2 separate regions of the Homo sapiens genome follow, and region 2 is linked to region 1. The links are chromatin loops, found by intact Hi-C in ENCODE. Cell type or tissue: HCT116. All regions are shown on one strand. Links, peaks and the distances in the headings refer to the core of each region. The heading gives the core; the rest is flanking DNA. Region 1 overlaps LOC105377308 (a long non-coding RNA gene). Region 2 has its middle 440 kb from the start of RASGEF1B.

Region 1 (2,917 bases), core at 210-2,709:
AAAGCATATAGTGACTGGCCCTTAGTAGGTGTCCATAATGGGGGTAGCCGTAACAGATGGCAGTTATGATCATGATGGTTTCATATTTTCATGTAACCAAATCTATCCATTAAGATGCACATTACATTTTTTTTTTAATTTCTTCCTTTTCTTTTTTTTTTTTTTTTGAGACCAAGTCTCACTCTATCGCCCAGGCTGGAGTGCAGTGGCACGATCTCGGCTCACTGCAACTTCTCCTCTTGGGCTCAAGCGATCCTCTCACCTCAGTCTCCCAAGTAGCTGGGATTACAGGCATGCACCATCCCACCAGGATAATTCTTTGTATTTTTAGTAGAGACGGGGTTTCGCCATGTTGGTCAGGCTTGTCTCAAACTCCTGACCTCAAGTAATGCGCCCGCCTCGGCCTCCCAAAGTGCTGGGATTACAGGCGTGCACCATCATGTCTGGCTAATTTTTGTATTCTTTTTGTAGAGATAGGATTTCATCCTGTTGCCCAGGCTGGCCTTGAACTCCTGGGCTCAAGCAGTCCTCCTGCCTCAGCCTCCCAGAGGGCTGGGATTACAAGCATGAGCCACGGCACCCGACCCACACCTGGGTCTATATTTACAAAACTTTATGGAAGGTATATTAATATAAATAATAAAAAATCTATAAAAAGAGTTATTTGAAGTGTTGGGTGTGTGTGTGGGGAAGGGTGCGTGTGAGATGGGCTGGTCAGGAACACTACAAACCTGTGATTACAGAGTGGTTGTATCAAATATTTCCTTTGACCTTCAGAAATACCATATATCCCAAATCCAAAAACAGTCATTTGCTACCTGAACCTTCTGCACCAGCTACCAATTGTGAAACTCAACATGATGGGCTTCTGTTCTTTGCCTAAATCATGGTGAAAACATTCACACAAAGCCATTAGTTCTCTCTCTCTCTGTGTCTCTCTTTCTTTCGATGAGGTGTCTGTCACCCAGGCTGGAGTGCAGTGGTGCGATCTCAGCTCACTGCAACCTCTGCCTCCCTGGTTCAAGCGATTCTCCTGCCTCAGCCTCCTGAGTAGCTGGGACTACAGGCATGTGCCACCATGCCTGGCCAATTTTTGGGGTATTTTTTTTTTTTGTAGAGACGGGGTTTCACCATGTTGCCCAGACTGGTCTCGAACTCCTCAGCTCAAGCTCGAACTGCCTCAGCCTCGAGTGCTGGGATTATAGGCGTGAGCCACTGCACCGAGCCCAAGATGAATATTTAAGAAAGTCCAGCCTGGACTGTGTGAGGTACCTCTTTATACGTTTAGAGGACATGTTTGAGTCATCATTTAAGGCATATGTTATAGGAATTTTCTAAAATTCTTCGTTTTGAAAAGTGTGTTATATGTCAGTCTCCCCTCACTAGCTTGTAAATTTCCTGAGAGCGGGGACCATGTATTACCAAATCTTTTTATCCTCAGTACCTCACACAGTTGTGGACACAAATTAAGTGGCTGCATTTCATAGTATGAAGTACAATAATTTATTTAATCATTCCCTTCCTGTCTCCACTTTTTTTTTATAATACAAAAGAGGTTGAATTTTCATTTTTTGCTAAGAAGTATAGCCAAATTTAAGACAGCATGTACAAGTGGGAAACATTGCTGAAGGCCACCCAAATGTGGGCATTGTACTATCCTGTGGTTGTTTTAAATGTAGCTGGCATGTGAGAGCCAGCAGAGGGAGCACAGAGCACAGCGTTGAGGGAGAAAGCAGCCTACAGTTGTGCTAGGGAAGAATTGAAGAGGACACTCAGGGATTTTACAGAGGAAGGAAATGAGAGCTGGGAAGAAGGTCATTTCTCATCTTCATTCTTGTCTGCCTTGCTCTCTTTTGTAACTCATTCAGGCTCAGACAGGCTTGTTCTTATCTTTTGTCCCCTGCACTGCAGCTTTCCACAGCCCATTCCTGTCCTTTAGTTAATTACACAAGAAGACCCACAAGTGCCATCATGTTCTCCACGCTGGTTTCTTTTTGGGCCAGCTCAGTTACTTAGCTCAGATGCAGCGGGTAAGTATTGGTGAGATTCCCAGAAAAACACTGAGGAACCCAGGAGCCTTGATCACACATCTGTACTGAATAAAGCCAAGTGGGGACCTGAAGGATGGGAGAGAGGACTGGGCTTAGCTCATCTCTGCACTAGGATTTAAAGAGGCAAATGAAGCCTGGCCAGGGGAGTGCTGTAGGGAGTGGGGTTTCTGGAGAGAGGAAGGAATACCACTTCCTGTTATATTGTCTTGCATAAGCAGATCTGAGGCAAGCACAGAACCACATGTGACATGTCCCCGGTCACAAAGAAGCCAATGTAGACTGGAGTTTCTCAGCTTTTCCTGTGCAATACTAGAGTGTTAATAGGTATTCTGTAAGAATAAGATTTGTCATCAAATGTGTGTGTGGATTGAAAAAATTAAACAGTTTTCTTTACTGTGGGAGTCCTTAGGTCCTTCATTAGGCATGTTAATATAGTTGGTGAAATTCTGATAGAAGGGGCTATGCTATGTGGGCTTTCCCAGCTTATGTGGACTGAATTTATTTTATTTTATTTTATTTTAGAGACAAGGTCTCACTATCTTGCCCACACCTGAACTCCAGTGCTCAAGCAATTCTCCCACCTTAGTTTTTTGAGTAGTTTGGACTATAGGTGCATGTCGTCATGTCTGGCTTAATTTTTAATAGATGGTATCTTACGAGATGAGTATACTATGAATTACATTTTGGAAAGTGTTGAAACAGATTTGCCTAATGTTTAGGAAATTAGGTCATTAAACCATGAAATACAGTCGTAACACTTTCAAAAGGGCACTGTCTTCTAAGGTCTCCCGTGGCTTTTCATTCCCAGGGAGGTGTGGAGGGGTAGGATGGTGAAGGGAGGCATATCAGAATCCTGAGTGGGGCTT
Region 2 (2,917 bases), core at 184-2,683, 360 kb after region 1:
GGAATTGTTCCTATCTCAGTTCATATTTTTACTAAACTTTATTCTCTCAACATGTGTTGTGGAGAATAACCCTCACTTATGACCTGTGATGAATTGGTTAAAACATGAGCTCTGTGAGTCAGAAAGAATTGGTTTCAATTCTTGGTTCTGCCACTTTGCTATGTGATCTTGAACATATTTGTATAGAGAAGATGATCATACCCACTGGGGTAGCATATGTTAAGGATGAAATGAGATAATATATGTGAAAACACTTATATCCCAGTACCTGGTGCAAAGTAGCCTTTTAATAATTTTGAGGTTCTATATTTCATTGATAGTTTAGAAATTCAAAGAGTAGAAAATTTGAAATTTCAAAATATTAATTCTCAGACAAACACACATGAGTACACACATACACACTTAAATTATGTTAATTCCTGGTGATACATGGGGCAAGTTCGGAGAAGTTCATGTTTAATTTTAGAGAGGTTCATATTTACATATTATTCTTCCACTGTAGAAGTTTGCACTGATGGGAGTACTTGCCTAGCTTTTCAGAATAATGCACATAGTAACTCAGAATACCTTTCTTGATGCCAACTGTCAGAGAAAAAACACTGCAAAAATTCAAAGCATCTAAGAGGTGCTGAAGAGGATTAAAAGAGGCAACGTATGTGGAAGCATTAAGCCCATGCCTGTGTCAACAGTAGCTATTTTTGTTAGAGAAACATTATGTTGATTGAGAAGATGGACAGACCCAGATTCCCACCCAGCTCCAATACTTACCACATAAAAAGAGCTAACATTGATATCGCAAGCCCTGTGCTCCAGGTACAATACGAGCATTTTACGATGAACTCATTTAATAGTCTCAGTGACCTAATGAGGTAGGTGTTCTTGTTTCTCAGGGCTTGTCAGGAGAATACCACACCAATAATTGGAAAAGAGAATCTAACTGGTTAACCGGTTGTAATGTTTTAATGAGGTAATGAAAAGGGTAAAAAGAAGGGTAGAAAGAGAGCTGTAAGGTATCAGGTAGGTAGCAAGCAATTCCAGGGAGCAGCTGCCGTCTCCAGGGCTGAGGGAGCAAAGGAAAGAGCTGGGATTACCAACACTTCCTGGACACTTAGAGGAAGGGCCCCACAGAGCTGAAATTCAGACCTCTGAGGAGGGGGCGGGTGCCAGTATCCCTGAGGGGCACATAATGAGGCTGATTCTGGAAAAAGGAGGGGGCGGGTGCCAGTGTCCCTGAGGGGCACATAATGAGGCTGATTCTGGAAAATCTACAAACTGGCTCGGTGGCTCTGTAGGAAGAAGAAAAGGATGGTACTGCTGAGGCGAAGTTCATAAGAAGCACACGGGAAGGAGCAAGTCCCCTGTTCGTCCTCGGGCTCTGCCCCTCTCGCTAGCGCCCCTACTGGCAGATATTACAAGAAGCAGCTGACTCAGCCGAAATGTGGTTCTCAGAGTTCCAGCCCCAAGCATCACAAAGCAGATAACAGAAACGTGGGCTTGGAGATGAGCGATGATAATTTAGCAACTGGCACAATTATTAGCTCCATTTTTCAGATGAAGAAACCAAGGCACAAATATATTAAGCTACGTTTGTCCAGGGTCATACAGCTAGGAAAAGGCAGCGGCAGAATTTAAACCTAGTCAGTCTGGATCCAAAAGTTTATGCCCTTAACCCCTTAAACAAGTGACTATGGACAGAAACACTTTTCTGACTTTTTTAAAATGGAGACAATACTTCTTAATGTGTAGGGCTGTCGTAAGGGTTAAACAAAACAATATAAAATATGTGCCAATCATACTTCTTGGTACATAGTAGGTTCTCAGTAAATACTAATTCTTGTTAAATATATTTTTCTTGCTTTAAGTATGAGAGGTTCATTTTGCCTTGGTGACTTTATGTGTAGTTTTGAGAGTATCTATATTGACTTTGCCTTGGAGTGGTTCCATTGCCAGTGAGTTGTTTATTTAATTTAATTCCTCCAACTTTACATATTTTAAAGTATTTAAAGTTTTCTGTGTTGGAAAGTAAACAGCAGAGAGAAGTTAATCCTGGAGCTTGATCAATGGAGGCTTTGTTGAGGATTTCCTTAAAACTCAAAATTTATCAGGGGCTATGTCAGAGCACAGAACTGGTCTTTCACTTCAGATTTTAAACAGTGGGAGAAATCATTAAATGTATTCATTCATTATTTAATGCAACAATTATTTATTGGGTGCCTAATTGTACTGGATGCTGTGCTGGCCATCAAGGGTTATATAAACACTGACAAATGGACCCTGCTTTCAAGACTGTTTCTTACAATTTAGTAGTGAGTATGATGCAACATCTCAGCTGCACATTCTCCCTCACTCTTTTTCATCTTGGCAGGTGTGTTATGTGTGTGTGTCTTGCTACATAGATGTAATGCTATCTTGTGGGTAAAATATCTATTAGGCCTACTACCGAGTTGACCTATGTCCAAGGGAGATTAATGGGTGTAGGGAGGTATGAGGGGAGGGCAGCTGCCTCTCCTGAAGGACAGTCATTCATTACTGGGGAAGAGACAAATGTCAAACTAGACACAGGGAATTAGTGGGAAAGGCTGAGAGGCCAGGCACACTGGAAAGCCCTTGGGTCCCTGGTGGTAGGTGGTAAGAAGTATGCATACAGGGATGTGAGAGTTAAAGGGTCCAGGCTGGATGCCATGATGCTTAATGGGCCTTTTTGCTCTAACATGGTTGATAGCTTGGGAGACAGGATCTAGGACAGCCAAGACCTTAGAGTCCTGTTAGTAGGTAACTGTGATAAGATGAGGAACCTCTTTTATATAAGTCAGGCTTCTTAAAAATGGTTTGTTCCCCGTCTATGTTTACTTTCTTTTGTTTAAAAGTGCCAACTGCCTGAGTAGCCCTAAATGAACTAAGCAAAGAGCTTTGTATA

What was found. Hi-C counts contacts between places; a loop is a spot of excess contacts. Peaks named below come from ENCODE experiments on the same cell type or tissue, not always from the same donor. Only the 100,000 strongest peaks of a DNase experiment are listed, where the experiment ranks them.
Region 2: a loop joins it to region 1, with 2.0 times the contacts of the local background. A loop is called at or near these places in 10 of 110 quality-filtered maps.

The regions. Positions count from the first base shown.
Region 1 is chr4:82,267,554-82,270,470 of GRCh38, reverse strand. All of the region lies in intron 1 of LOC105377308 (a long non-coding RNA gene), which reads left to right. Among named protein-coding and RNA genes, the nearest start is that of HNRNPD, 100 kb to the left of the region's middle. In HCT116, for the core only: a CTCF peak has its summit at 1,691 (motif pointing right); a DNase peak (open chromatin) is centred at 1,700; H3K27me3 peaks cover 1,034 bases.
Region 2 is chr4:81,912,020-81,914,936 of GRCh38, reverse strand. No RefSeq gene overlaps it. Among named protein-coding and RNA genes, the nearest start is that of RASGEF1B, 440 kb to the right of the region's middle. In HCT116, for the core only: a CTCF peak has its summit at 1,401; a DNase peak (open chromatin) is centred at 1,386.